2 separate regions of the Homo sapiens genome follow, and region 2 is linked to region 1. Evidence: chromatin loops called from intact Hi-C (ENCODE). Cell type or tissue: dorsolateral prefrontal cortex. All regions are shown on one strand. Each heading gives the region's core, and the rest is flanking DNA. Links, peaks and the distances in the headings are about the cores only. Region 1 has its middle 29 kb from the start of CORO2B. Region 2 overlaps ANP32A (acidic nuclear phosphoprotein 32 family member A).

Region 1 (8,065 bases), core at 3,644-6,143:
TTAAAGTTCTTGAGATAAAGAAGGGGGTTCCCCATTGGCCTTCCCATCTTCTGGAAGCTCCCTGAGGCTAGGCCCCAATCTCCAGGATCAGTCTCAGAGCCCCTCCCTTTACACCCCTGCCTGCAACAGGAATGCGGGGGGCGGGGGGGGTAATACTGGGCGAGGGGGACTGGGCAACAGCCAGGGTGGCATTTGAAGGAGCCAAAGGGGCCTCCCCTTCCTTAGTTCCTGGCAGAATCACTCCTTGGAAAGAAAACTATCATAGTCCAATGCTGTAGGGGGAAGAGCTGGGGTAAATGAGGCATGCCTGGGAGGCTGGGGGTACCCCGGGGATGGCAGGAGCTGCCATCAGGTGGGGCATCCCCAGCCCTCAGCCTCAAAGGTGTGGCTTTGGGAAAGCAGCGGATAGCTGTGCCAGGGCCCAGGAAGACTGTCAAGGCCAATGGCACTCAGAGACTTGGCATTTCCTCCCAAAGGGACTCATTTGCTCAGCACGGGGTCTCCTAAACTCCTAGACCCCACCTCTCTCTGCCCTCCCCCTTTTGCCAACTCATGTCACTCATTGTGGAGGGCAGAAAACCAACAGTGAGCCGTCCTTGCCACCCTTAGTTGCTTGGGTAGAAAATCGACTTGGTGCTCCTTCACGCACATAAAACCACTCTCCTATTGATGGTCCATTCTATTCTAGTCCTCTCTCCTGCACATCTGCTGTCACGAGGTTGACCGGACAAGGGATTGTAGTGTCCATTTTGCAAACGAAGAAGTTCATCTCAGGGATATTGAGTAATTTGCTTCAAGGCTTCCCAGTAGTTGCTTTAAGATTCCACCATCCAGTTGCAATCTTTTCTGTTTTCTCACCTTTGCAATACCATGCATCAATTTGGGATGTGTGTGGAATGAGTGTCTGTAAATTGAATCCTGGCTTAGCTACCGCAAGGGATTCCAAGATTTCCAGGGACCTGCGGGGAGTCCTGTCAGAGTGAGAACAACCAGCCACCTCCAGCCCAGACTACCTGGCTACTGTGTGTGGGTTTTCCCCAGCTGGGTTTTGGTAATTCTAGACCCTGAGGTGTCTAGATGGGCCACCAGGAGCTGCTGTTGGCTTTCTGCCTGGCCTGCCTCCTCTGCCCAGTGCAGTACATTTCTTCTTCCCTTGCAGTCTGTCTGCCTCTGACCAGATGCTCAATAGTTACTAAATGAATGAATGAATGAGTGAATGAATAAATGAATGATGAATGTGGCCTTGTTATGCTCCTGATCCTGCCTTCTACCTGCCCCCTTCTTGTCTTATGATGACCTTTTCTTCTGCTGACCTTGACTTTGACCTTAGCTAGTATTTGCAACCCTCTGTTCACTCCATCTCCTGGCTCTTTAGAGGAGGGAATACTCCTCTAATATTAGCTAATGTTTTAAGTGAGCAATCAGGAGACTTTCACCCTCTCTTGTTGGATCGCATCTTACGTACCAATGGATTTGAAAAATAAATTAATTTATGGCCAGCTTAATTCCAGAAAAGACTCAAAGCAGTTTCTAAATTTAAATATGATACAAAATGAAGTAAATTATAAAACAAATAAATGCAGAAATCACAGCAAATAAAAAGTGAGAGTAAGAAAGAGAAGGTAAAACAAAGAATGAGGTAAATGCAAATAGGAGGTCCAGGATAATTGCTAGAGGTTTTCAGGCCAAATATCTGCAGCTGAGCTTCCTAGCAGCCAATGCAAAGAGAGCAACCCGATTAGTTATAATCTTACTTAGTGTCCATAAGATAAAGGCAAATCACATAGAGAAACTCAACTGTTCTGGAATTATGCTTCATAATAAAAAGACCCTGTAAAAATTACCTGTACCCATAATCATAGGCTCCCTAATTATAGTAATCATAAATAGAGCAAGAAAGTTTATAGCACTGCTTCCTTTATTTTAAAAATACAGAAAATACAGAGACCATCACAGGCATGCACAACTCTATCATCTACAATGATAGTTGTTAATATTTTGCCAGCACTACTCATTATGCAGAATTTTTTTATGCTAATTTTTTTGTGTTTTTAGTAGAGACGGGGTTTTACCGTGTTAGCCAGGATGGTCTCAATCTCCTGACCTCATGATCCACCTGCCTCGGTCTCCCAAAGTGTTGGGATTACAGGCGTGAGCCACCGCACCCGGCCTATACAGAATTAATAAAAGAAATAAAACACCTCAGATAAAGTCCTCTATCTCCTTCCTATAGCCCTCCTCTCCCCAAAGACAATTAGCATGACAAATTTGGTATTTATCTTCCCAGTCAATTTAAAAATTACTTTACATACAGACATATGTTCCATAAATATTAAATACTATTTTCAATCTACATAGTCATATCTTATGGACTATTTCATTCAGTCACTTGCTTTCTTAGCTTAAAAGTACGTTTTTGGCCGGGCGTGGTGGCTCACGCCTGTAGCCCTAGCACTTTGGGAGGTTGAGGCGGGTGGATCACTTGAGGTCAGGAGTTCGAGACCAACCTGGCCAACATGGTGAAACCCTGTCTCTACTAAAAATACAAAAATTAGCCTGGCATGGTGGTGCATGCCTGTAATCCCAGCTACTTGGGGGGCTGAGGCAGGAGAATTGCTGGAACCTAGGAGGCGGAGGCTGCAGTGAGCCAAGATCATGCCACTGCACTCCAGCCTGGGCAACAGAGCAGGATTCCATCTTAAAAATATATATATATATATGTGTGTGTGTGTGTGTTTTAAAAAATCAATCCATGTTGATACATACATCTAATTCTTTTCTTTTAAATTCTGTACACTATTTTATAGAATAAGAATACTACATTTTGTTCGCCTGTTCTTCTACTAATGGCCAGTCTACATTAGACTAGCCAATGCTTTTCTCTTAAAAACAAAGCTGCAAATAACCTATTTGCAGTGGTGTTCTGGCAAATGTTTAACCATCAGCTGTCTTGAAACACTCCCGCCATGACTGATTTCAAGCTGCCAACAGGACATCACTAAATGCAGAGTTGGGAAGAATTGAACACTATCAGTCTTGCAAGCTGTACAAGTCAGTTCCAGCACACCACAGCACATACATCTCCCTGTGCGTACATATGAAAGTTTCTCTAGGAATATATCTCAAAACAAAACTGCTATGTGCAGTTTCAAATTTACTACTTATTGTCAAATTTCTCCCCAAAGCGGTCTTACTAATTTACACTCCTCCCAGCAGCATATGAGAGTATTAATGTCTCCAAATCTTTCCTGATACTCAATACTTTCAGACTTTTCCATTCTTGCCAACATGATGAATGAGAAGTGGTACAACCAGTGAGGTTGAACAACTTTTCATGTGCTTATTGATGACTTAGATTTCCTCTTCTGCAAATTACCTATACATATATTCTTAGTCCATTTTTATCTTAAGTTGTATATCTTTTTCTTATCGATTGACAGGAGTTCTTTATATATCATATCACAGTCCCTTGTTGATTATATATATGGCAAATATCTTTAGCTTGTTAAATTTTTTCCTATTGGTTTATGTTTTGTTTCAGAAATTCTTTCTCCTCTTTCCCAAACCATAAAGATACTCCTCTTCTTCCTTCCTTTCTACAAATAATTTTTTTCTTATTACGTGAGCAATACAGAATCTTTGCAGAAAAATTAGAAAATATAGACTGTCAAGAAGAGGAGAAAATCACAATCCTACTACTCAGAAACAACCACTGTTCATGTATTGGTATATTACCTCTGGTCTTTCTGTTTTAACGGCCATTTACAGTAAAACTGCAGCTCACAGGCCATATTGCTATGTAGTGTGCAGCTCTTTGAGAATTTGCTTTAGCACTTTTCAATTTTGTCAGTCCTCCTTCCTGGAGTTTACACTGGGGTCTTCCATGATCTGGGATTGTTTGGGGTTTTTTTTTAATTGGTTGGTTGGTTTTTGTCTTTTTATGGATTGGCTGGTTGTTTTTATGTGTCTGTTCTCGTGGTACCAAAACCTCCTACTGTCCTGAGCATGGACTTCCAGCTCCTTCCCTCCTGCTCCCACTTTGGCCCTTGGCTAAGCCCTGACTGGTCCAGCCCAGGCCCCCTGTGAGTCAGGGTGAAGGGACCATGGGGAGGATGGAATGGGAAAGCCCTGAGCTGGAAGCTGGGTCACTACATTCTGTTCCCAGCTGCTGCATAAAATTGCTGGTGGCTGGGCACAGTGGCTCATGCCTGTAATCCCAGCACTTTGGGAGGCCGAGGTGGGCAGATCCTTTGAGGTCAGGAGTTCGAGAGCAGCCTGGCTGACATGGTGAAACCCTGTCTCTACTAAAAATACAAAACAACTATCTGGGCATTGCGGCATGTGCCTGCAATCCTGGCTACTTGGGAGGCTGAGGCAGGAGAATTGCTTGAACCTGGAAGATGGAGGTTGCAGTGAGCTGAGATTGTGCCACTGCGCTCCAGCCTGGGCAACAGAGCAAGACTATGTCTCAAAAAATAAAATAAAATAAATAAATAAATAAATAAATAAATAAAGTTGCTGGTGACCGTGGGCAAGTTACTTAGCTTCTCTCAATCTTGGCAAGTTCTTTGCTTCCTGCTTCCTGCGGGCTGCAAACCACACTTGGTAGGTTTTCCAAACCTGCGGAAGGTGGAATCAGCTGAGGGGTGGATGGAGCGTGCGGGGTCTCAGGTGTGCTGGGGGTGCTCTAAGGAGAAACCCGCTTGCCTGGGGCGAATTTGAAGCTGCTTCTTTCTTACCAGCATGAAAATACAGAGTGGGTCAGACCCCAAAGACGAGCTTAAAAGAACCCCCGGGATGTAATGCCCCAGCTAGTTGATTTAGTCTGTTTCCCACCTTTGTCATTGACTTGCCATGACGTTTTGGCAAGTAGCTCACCAGGGGCCTCAGGACCCCTTCTGAAAGCCAGGGGCCTGGTTAGTGATCTCTGGAGCTAAGGAGTCAGAATGACTGCACTGAATTTCAGCCACACCCCGACCAATTTAGGCAAGTTGTTTAACCTCTCTCAAGCTCAGTTTCATCATCTATAAAATTGAACCACGATAGCACCCATCTCTTATGGTCGATTGTAAAGATTTAATGATATGATCCAAGTATAAAGTATGGAAGATGCAATGGTACTTTTTAGGGACCGTTATTACTGTCGCCCCCGAGTTCTGGGATTCTGGGTTCACCTTAGAAGGGACAGGCGTCCTACCCAGAATGTCCAGCAGGTGGTGCTGTCTCAGAACAAATCTACCTGCAGGCGCTCTGCGGGAAGGTTTTCTCCAAGAGGCAGGTGGGTGGCTTGGGAGCCAGAACACATCTGAGATGCAGGCGGCTCTGGAGGGCTCAGCCTCTTCATTTCCCAAAGGGGGACCCCAAGACTAAAATGGCTGTACTGTGTTCCTGCAGCCATGAGAGAGCCAGGACTCGAACGCAGCCCACCTGCCTCCCAGAGGGGGACACCTGAGCCTCCCCACACCTCCAGTCTCCCTCCCACTTATGGGCTACCCCACCCACCCCCAGGATGGGCGTGGGATCCTCAGAGAGGTTGGGATGACCAGCTTTTCGCAGCACACTGGGTGTGTGTCTTGGTGGAGAGGAGGTTCCTGACTCTCTGGGGGGAAGAGGGCCCAGGCTGACCGCCCCTGGGTGACCCTGAATGGAGGTCCTCGCTCAGCCTTTCCCAGCACTCGCTTTCCAAAGTGGGCAGACAGGGGTGCCGTGGGGAGAAACTAAGGTGTGATGGAGAGAGAGGGGCCGCTCACAGGGCACGGAGCCAGGATGCTCTCGGGGGCTCATTCTGTGTGAGTGCCTGACCCCCAGCCTACCTCACCCCTAACTCTCAAAGGGCTGGGAACTAGGAGGTCCAGGTAACAACCCCCAGGGGTCCTCCCCGCAGGCCCAGGCCCAACCTGGCATGAGGGTAGCTCATCTCACCTTTGAGAGCCTTGCCTCAAAGTTCCCACTGGGCTGTGGGTGAAGAGGCGCAGCTCACCACAACTGTTCCCGGAGGCTGTCCCCAAGCTGGGCCTCCCCGGCCTCCTCTTTCCTGAGGAGTGAATCTCCTCAACACTTGGGCCCCTCCTGTGCCCACAGCCCTGGCCCTAACCAACCACCTTACTCCTCTGAAGGTCTTATGTCATTTCCTTCTCCCACGGAAGGCAGCCCAGACCCCCAGAGCCCCTGTGAGGGACCCTGGGCAGCAGGAACCAGGGCTCTTGAAGATGGACAAAGGCCTGGCGCCTTCTATCCTTTAGACTAAGGTCTATTTTTAAAATGAAAAGTGGCAAATAGAGTTACAAAAACTGCAGTTTAATTTAAATGTTTATAATGACAAATTAATACTTTTCACTTATAAAACATGACAATGACTCTTAAAACTTCTTTGATGATGAGATCTAAAGTCTATTTGGGGTTCTTCATGGAAGTGAGGCCCAGAACCGATGGCCCACCTTCCCCTCTCCTCCCATACATCAAGACCCAGACATGGCAGCAAGGATGGGTGGGTGGGGGCCGGGGGAGACCTGGCAGGGAGCACGGAGATGCCTGCTTCTTCTCTACCCCTGAGGTTCTGGAACCCAGAAGGGGCTTTGGTCATCAGCATCCCCAAAGTGTCCTCTCACAGATAGGGAAACTGAGGACCAAGGAGGGGAAGCTGCTTGCTCAAAATGCTGAGCAAGTGAGAGGCAGATTCAGGCCCTGGAACCAGGTCTCCTGATCCCAGACTGGCATTCTTCCAGGGGTACTTTAGTACAAATGGAAAAACTAAAGCACCCAGGAAAAATTAGGCCAAAACATCCTCTTGTTTTGCTCTCCCAGCCTGGGACACCTTGGCCCCCATCTCTTCTGATGCTTCATCCATGACCCTTGACCACAAGAATCACAAAAGGACCCCTGTTCATCTGCTTATCCTTGGTATTTGGACACAGAGGAAATCTGGTTCCATCTAAACACTGGTGCAATCTAGAAAGGGCATAAAACTCCCAAGGGGCAGCCATGGCCATAGGAGGACGCGGGGGGGTGGGGGGGGCAGGGCCTTGTTGCTGGGTAACCAGCTTTATCTGTTGCCTCGGTGACAACCCCATCAGAGGGAGTCTGTGTGCAGAGTGTGTGCCTACGAGTCTCCAGTCTTTTTAAAACCAGCTGGCTGGAGCCATGTCCTCCCCCATTGCAGACTGCCTCCTGCACACACTGGAGGCCCCTATACCGTGATGAAGACCTTTCCTCCCTCTTTCCCTGCCTTCTCCATCACTCCTCATCATAGAATCGCATGCTTCCTTCAGCTACCCCAAAGCATCAGCCCCTCTGATCTCAACATCGTTGATCCTGCCACCAGACCTTTCCTCAAGAAGTTCTCCCAACCTATTGGATTGCTGGGGTCACTACCTCCCAGGAGCAGACAGGAAGGAAGCAGGGAGCCTGACCAGGACACGTAGTGGTTGCAGAGAATGCCTCAGAGCTGCGCTTCCTGCTGTCAGTCTTTAGGTGGTGAAGAAGCCAGGGAGACAGACATGTGTTCATCCAACAAACATTCAGCCCATGGTGCTTATATTCCAGGCACCACGCCAGGCCCCGGAAACATGGGGCACAAAGGACAGCTCAGTCCCTGCAGCTGGGACTAGCAGGGGAGTGAGACGAGTCAAAGGACAGTCACACATGTGGATGTGTACAACAAAGAGGAAATCTCAGGGGCCATGTAAGCACAGAAGAAAGGCACCACATCCATGTTTGGGAGAAAGAGGGGTGGTCGGCTGAATGATGCTCTCAGCAAAGGTGTCCTTGTCCTAATCCCCAGAACTTGCACATGTTACCTGATGTGGCAAAAGGAACTCTACAGATATAATTAAGGATCCTGAGATAGAGAGATTATCCCAGATTATCTGGGTAGTCCTAAAGTAATCACAAGATCTTTGTAACAGGGAGGCAGGAGGGTTGGAGAGCGAGATGTGATGATGGAAGTGAAGGGCTGGAGTGATACAAGGAAGGGCCCAGAGCAAGGAATGCAAAGCCAAAAAAGGCAAGGATGAGATTCTCCCCCGAACCACCCAGGAGGAATGCAGCCATGCCAACGCCTTGGTTT
Region 2 (7,125 bases), core at 4,626-7,125, 270 kb after region 1:
TGGGAAAAAGTAACTCCTGGTAACTTTGAATCTCTAGCTTCTAAACCTCCTTTCCCATTGAAAGAAAATGGTTACTTTTGTATGTAATGTGTCTGCGGATAATGTAAGTTGGGTTTTTTTGAGACCGAGTTTCGCTCGTTGCCCAGGCTGGAATGCAGTGGCACGATATCGGCTCACACTGCAACCTCCGTCTCCCAGGTTCAAGCGATTCTCCTGCCTCAGCCTCCAGAGTAGCTGGAATTACAGGCACCTGCCACGACACCCGGCTGATTTTTTTTTTTGTATTTTTAGTAGAGACAAGGCCAGCCTGTTCTTGAACTCCTGGCCTCAGGTGCTCTGCCTGTCTTGGCCTCCCAAAGTGCTGGAAGTACAGGCGTGAGCCACTGCGCCTGGCCCTAAGTTGTTTTTTTTTTTTTTAAGTGAATGCCAGGTATGGTATTCTAGCTATGGTGTTCTAACGGCAACAACAGCTAACATTTCTTGAGAGCTTACTGTGTGCCAGACAGTGCGGCAGGCACTATTACAACCTCATTTTGCGGAGACAAAAAGGGAAGGTGCCCTGAGAGGGGCGTGCCCAAGTGCCACAGTTGGAAGTGGCGGAAGCAGGACATACCCCCACGCAGTCTATGTGGGGGAAACCAGGTGCACTGTCCTCTCTCCACAATCTTCCCTGACCCAGCATGCAAAGTGTGCAATGCACTGAAGGATGGGGCCCTGGGTGACAAGAGTGTGGAGAAGGGGCTGGGGGAACATGGCTGATGGGGGGCCACTGGCACCAGGAACGTTGGAAGGCACCCGTCTGGGGTAGGAGCCTAGGATTGAGTCCTTATGCTGAGAAGGTTGGAGGGGAGAGAAGCAAGACATAAGGAGAGCAGCTGGAGAAGATGGGATGGGCTGGTTTAAAACAGAAGTCATGATTGACCCTCAGTGGAGAGGCCTCACAAAGGTACCAAGGGCATCCTCTCATTCCCCCAAACAAAACTACAAGTATTGAGTATAAAGAAACCTTAATATTCATCTTTTAATGGCTTTCAAACATTAACAAATAATGAAACTAATTTGTAGGTCCAAGCCAGTCAGTTTTCTTTTTAATGAATAAAAGTGTTTTACATGTAGTGAGGGAGGAGCATGGTGTCGGTTTTTCACAAAACACAGGAATGCGTGTACATACCAGGGAGTGGAGTAAAATGTATTTCTCACTACTAGGAGCAGAAAGTTCGAAAGCCACTGATCTAATTCAACACTCCCATTTTAGAATTTCAGAATGGAGAAAACAGAGGCTCAAAGAAGCCAAACAACTTGTCCAACTTACTTAATAGCAAAGCCGAGAAGAGCATCCAAGTCTTTAATAGTTCTCTGGTAATTTCCTCACCAAACCAGAATCTCCAAATGTAAATACCTCTGGGAAAAACAGTGCTGACTTTAATCCACATTAGAGTAAATAACAGTGGAGTAGTAAGTAAGCTGATCTTTTAGATCTGCTGCCTGGAGCAAGTTTTGGTAAAGGAAACAGTAGCTGAATGAATTCAGGGGGCAGCTGTGGAGCTAAAACAAAATAAATCTGAGGGAAAGCACTGGGTTGCAGGGTGTGGCCCAGCAGGCCCAGGACAGGGCTTGGTGTGGTAGAATAAAGGGACTTTTATCTTCCTTAGAGTCTGTATATCATCAGGACAACTAGTTCTAGACAAGGAGGCTGCTTCCATGTCTGAGAAGGTGGCTCAGGGCCATGGTGCTTTGCTCATCTAGTTTCAACAAATTTTATTAAATGAGAAGTTCTGAATAACAGATGCCTTCACAAATCTCTGTCCCTGCCAGACTCCATCTCTTTAATGAAAACATCATTGTTGGGTATTTATCATTTGTTGTATAATTCTATTTCAAAGCTATAGAAGATTCAGAGTCAGGTCCATGTTTCTCTACTTGAAGGCAGTGGTGCTGGGGGACTGGGAGAGGGTAGTTCCTAGGAGACCAGAGAACTAGCTAGAGTAAGGGATGGACTGCCAAAACAAAGAGGAGGGATGCTGGTGGCAAACATTTCTAAAGGAATGCCTCTCTAGACACCAGAGCTATGAGCCTCCTCTTAAACTAAGTTAGAATTCAGGCCAGACAATTGGGCCACGTTCATTGGGCCAGGGCCCAATCACCAACAAGCTCCCGGCTCCTTTCCTAAGTGACTGCACCAAAATAGCAAAGGCATGAGATGTCTAAAGAGTATCCTACACAATTTCCAGGAAGTTTTTTTTTTTTTTTTTTTGAGACGGAGTCTCGCTTTGTCCCCCAGGCCGGAGTGCAGTGGCACGATCTCTGCTCACTGCAAGTTCTGCCTCCCGGGTTCACGGCATTCTCCTGCCTCAGCCTCCCGAATAGCTGGGACCACAGGCACCCGCCACCATGCCCGGCTAATTTTTTGTATTTTTACTAGAGACGGGGTTTCACCGTGTTAGCCAGGATGGTCTTGATCTCCTGACCTCGTGATCCACCCGCCTCGGCCTCCCAAAGTGCTGGGATTACAGGCGTGAGCCACTGCACCCAGCCTCCAGGAAGTTTTTTATTTCAATGTGATGTAATTAATTTGGACCCAAGCTCTGGGATGGACAGCTCTGAAAGCTCAAGCAGATGTCTTTCCAATGGTATTGAAGAAGGGGGCCAGGCACGCTGGCTCACACCTGTAATCCCAGCGCTTTGGGATGCCAAGGTGGGCAGATCACTTGAGTCCAGGAGTTTGAGACCAGCCTGGGCAACACGGCAAAACCCCGTCTCTACAAAAATTATAAAATAAATAAATAAAAAAGGAAACAAGTCTCATACTGCTATGGGGAAAGAAAAAAAAAAAGAAAGATGGCCAACTGTGTAAGTCTAGAGTAAGCCACCTTGAGAGGCTGGTGGTGCAGCAGCAGCAGGAAAGAGGGAATTGGGGCTGTGGTGTGCTGTCATAACACAGGCTGCTGTTATGGGGACTAGGATTTGTCCCCTTGAATTTATCTCCTCCTCCCCTTGACCTGGCCAATTTTATAACCATTCCTTCCGTTCATTAGCTCAGGCACAAGACGCTAGAGGGAAAAACTTCTGAAACTCAAAGCCACTATGCTGCTGGTTCATTCCCCAGGAAACACGCATGGTAGAAAAGCAGCAGGCCAAAAACTAGAGATTCCAGGATTATCTGTCATTTTCAAAGATCTGGGCTCTGAAAGGCTGATGTGAGCCACTGGGTGCACAGCTGCCCCGCCTTTGGTTCAAGCCTCAAAGCTCTAACCGTTGCAACCCAAAGCTCTTTCTATCTCTGAGATGACATCTAGAACCTAAGAGTGACCATTCAACTACAAGATACACAGAAGGCTTTGACATGTTCTGAGTACACAACGAAGAATTTCAGCTGGCTATACAGAACTCTAGACGAGAAGTGCTTCATACTAAACCAGTAACAAGGATAATTTCTCTTCCTATGGAGGTTCCTGGGTTGAGGCTGATTTCCACTAGGCACCAATTACTTACAGGGCACAGAACACATAAAAGGACTTAAAAAGACCCTGAGAGTACCACCCAAATATATGGCTTGCCATTTGCTTAAACAAAGCAAAACACTAGATCCCTGGGGCCCACCCTCCAATCTACTGAACCACCTTTTCAGCAAACCTCTTCTGCAAAGGGGGCAGATAGTAAACTTTATCAAGAGCCAAAATTAAGAACACTACATAGGGACTTTTATAACAAGAGAAAAATCTAACACATTTCCACAATTCTTTTATTGATAAAGTTCAGAATATATTGAGTACAATTTTTTTTTTGTAACGAGATCTGTTAACGAGACAAGTGGATTTCTTATTTTTTGGGAGAATAACATTTCAAGTCATTGGGATTCAAAGAGTGTTCCATACCATCAAATTGACTGCAACGTTTATATGTACAAATAATTCTTAGCTCATGACTGTACAAAAATTGGGAGCTCAGTTATAGTTTGGTGATTGCTGTGGTACTCCTGTGATTGGGGTGGAGCCCAGGAATCTGCATTTTACATGCCTCTCACGTGATTCTGGTAATGGGCCATGGACCCAATGGACTATCCAATCCTCGGAATCTCTGTCCACCAAAGGGGCCTGTGGTTTTGCAGTGCGAGAACCCGGCTGTGCCACCTACCAGTTGCTCAACCTCTCCAAAAATCAGATGATTCATCCTCACAACAGGGGTGGCATTGCACTGCTTGGCCTACCCTTAAAGAGTTGCTGGGATGATTAAGTGAGATGATCCATGAGGTGCTATGAGCATACTATGTCCCAGATACTAAAGACATGCCAGTTATGTTGAGTTTTTTTGGCTGCAGATGCAGACTGCCTGAGCAGCTCCTGCTTGTCTTCTCCTTACTCAAAATGTGTCCCCCAGCACCTTGAAGGCCAGATCCACTTCAACCTAACCCACTGTGATGTGCTAAAGCAAACTCAGTGCAAGGCTTCATAAAATGATAATCCACAGCCCCTGGTCCTGAACCTCCTGGCCCTCTAATATCTCCAACCAGGATGCTATCCACTCTTCATTTCAGCGTCTTCAATAATAGAAAACTCATTCTCTTTCTACGGTGGCACCACTCCAAAGCTGGAGAAGAAAAAGCTCTTCCTTACAGTATCTTAAGAAAAAAAGGGTGTTTCAAAGGAGGCAGTAGAGTGTAGAGGTTGAGTATGCAGACTGGCTGAGTTTGAATCCTGGTTCTGCCACTCACTGGTCACATGATAACCCCTGTATGCCTCAATTTCCATATGCACAATGACGATGATAATAATAATACCTACCTCATAGTGCTGTTGTGGGGACTAAATTAGTTGATACATGTAATCCACTTAAGAAATGTGCCAGACACAGCGTGGTTGCTATGTAAGCACTAGCTAATATTGTTATTATCCTAAACCATGGAGGAGCTCAAAGTAATGCCTGGAAGCACCCTGATATGTCTCCGAGACTAAAACTGTCATATAGACAGCATATACTGAGGGCCATATCAAACCAATTTTGTCATCATTTACTGATTAAATAGGATTATTCCGTTTTACAGGTGAAGAAACAAAGCTTCAAAAAGGTAGGTTAAGCTCACCAGCCCAAGGTCACAAGGGCAGGTAAACGTATCCTACCTCCTTGTGGCAGGAGGAATTCAAACCCAGGTCTGTGTAATTCCTAAGCCCATCTTCATCATGGAGCCCCTCAGACTCGAAACTACTATCAGCAGCAGAACTCAACTGACTATGACCACAGGGGAACTCAGGCTCAATTTTCTGCCTGCGAGTTCCTGGTTGGCTTGCATAAACTGTAGTTAATATCATGCTACTTGAACCCAATTAGGCAGTAAGTCAGCCTGGAAAACATCATGCGATGTATTCCAAAGGTCAAAGTAAAAGCTGGCTTCCAAGGCAGCCTCTGCTGGACACTGCCATGAAAGTTAGTTTCTGCACAGATACCAGAGTTCAGCTCGTGAGGTGCTTAACCAGCACCTATATCGGCTTTTTAAAATTCTCAGAGATGCCAGCATCGGAGGACCCGACGCGACGAATTGCCTGGCTCCTAAGTCAACATCCGGAGAAAGGCGGTTTACTTTTTTCAAAAGCAAACCTTCATCCCTCTCTTTCGCTTTAGGATCTCATTACTATTGTAGCTGCCTTCTCCCAGGCAAAAATAAAAGGGGGAAGGAGCAGGTTTAGACCGAGGAGGAGGGTTCCCCTAGCCTGCAGGGCGCTGCAACATCCACCTGAAACACGGAGCTCGACCTACCTTCCCGGAGAGCCCAGCCCGGGAGGGCGTTTCCCCAACGGATCGACAACTCTTCCCTCCCGGGGAACAGGCTGCTGTCCTTGGCTTCAGTCAGGGCCACTAGAGTCGCGTGCGCGACACCCCTCACCCCCGCCAAAAGAACCTCATGTTTAATGTTCCCCTTACTCTATCACTTCCGCCGAAAGAGCAAACACCAGAGCGATCGGTTAGTCCTTAAGGCCACATTTAACTACGTCTGAGCGCCTGCAGGAGGAACGGCGAAACCCCGGAGAGGAGGCGGGGGAGGCAGGGAGCGCGTGGGGGGGGGCATTTGCACAGAGGATCGTCGTCCTCCCGGCGCCGCGGCCGCCGTGACTCTCCAGCACAGCCTCAGGCCGTTGGCGCGGGGCGGAAACCCCCATCGGGGCTCATAGCACAACTGGGGGTCCCCAAAGCCGGCTCCCCCTGCCTCCTCCGCGCGGGAGGCCGTCGGGGTGATGGCGCAAGACTCCGCTCCCCCCGCCCCCCACAGCGACAACAGCCACGGTGACAAAATGGCAGCCCGGCGCCCGGCAGTCGTGCCACAGGCGCGCAGGGCCCTGGAGGCGGCTCCTGCCCCCCAGTAACGCCTCGGCGCCCTTCGGGCTCAGCCCCGAGTGGGCCTAGCCGTTAAAAAAAATAAATAAATAAAAATAAATAAATAAAACACCTGGAACTCAAAACCAGCCTAGAAAGCCACAAGGCCGGCCCCGCGCGTACTGCACCCCCGCCGCCCGCCTGCCAGCGCCCCGCGCCACATGGAGCCCGGAGCCCGCATTCCGAGCCCTGCGCCCCGCGCCGGGGAGGAGGGGCGGGGCGTGCGGCGCGAGCCCCGGGAAACATGGCTGCTCGTCCTATTTCGGCGTCGCGGCATGGCCACCAGCTCCCGGAGCCCAGTTGGGAGAGGTGCCGAAGGTGGGTGTGTGGGGGGCCCAGGGGCAGCGCGGCGGGGAGGGGCGCAGGGGGCGCGCTCCGGGAGCCATTTGTCTTAAGAACGTTTAAAAAAATACAGTTCCTCCTCCCCCAACCCTTTTGTCCCTCTTTCGCTAGCTTTCTCCCCCTCCCCCGCAAATGTGCAGAAAGTGCCCCCTCCTCCGCCACCCGCGCCCCACCCCGCCTCCAGGCAGGGGGCAGGCGTGTGGGCCGCGAGGCTGGGAGGCGAGGGGGCGAAGCGTGAGAAATCGCTCCCAGTACGGCGCGGTGCGCTCCCCTCCCCAACACACACACACACTCGTGGAAGTTTAAAGAGCCGGTTCGACCCGCTTTCCTGCTTGCTCCCGGGGGGCCGGCAGCGTCGGTCGGGTTCGCCAGGCCAGCCGCGCCCCCGCACCCACCCGCGGCGACCCCGGCCCCGCG

Evidence for each region. A loop is a pair of places that touch in the nucleus more often than their neighbours do. Peaks named below come from ENCODE experiments on the same cell type or tissue, not always from the same donor. Only the 100,000 strongest peaks of a DNase experiment are listed, where the experiment ranks them.
Region 2: it touches region 1 in a loop (4-fold over the local background); 16 of 110 quality-filtered maps call a loop at or near these places.

Annotation. Positions count from the first base shown.
Region 1 is chr15:68,545,471-68,553,535 of GRCh38, forward strand. It overlaps a transcript of CORO2B not described here. Among named protein-coding and RNA genes, the nearest start is that of CORO2B, 29 kb to the right of the region's middle. RefSeq lists an enhancer at 5,176-5,677. In dorsolateral prefrontal cortex, for the core only: CTCF peaks have their summits at 5,192 (motif pointing right) and 5,393; a DNase peak (open chromatin) is centred at 5,231.
Region 2 is chr15:68,811,634-68,818,758 of GRCh38, forward strand. All of the region lies in intron 1 of ANP32A (acidic nuclear phosphoprotein 32 family member A), which reads right to left. Among named protein-coding and RNA genes, the nearest start is that of ANP32A, 5.7 kb to the right of the region's middle. RefSeq lists enhancers at 1-484, 5,128-5,177, 5,632-6,214 and silencers at 5,964-6,283, 6,494-7,053, 7,104-7,125. In dorsolateral prefrontal cortex, for the core only: a CTCF peak has its summit at 6,132; DNase peaks (open chromatin) are centred at 6,038, 6,548 and 6,972; H3K4me3 peaks cover 2,500 bases; H3K27ac peaks cover 2,500 bases.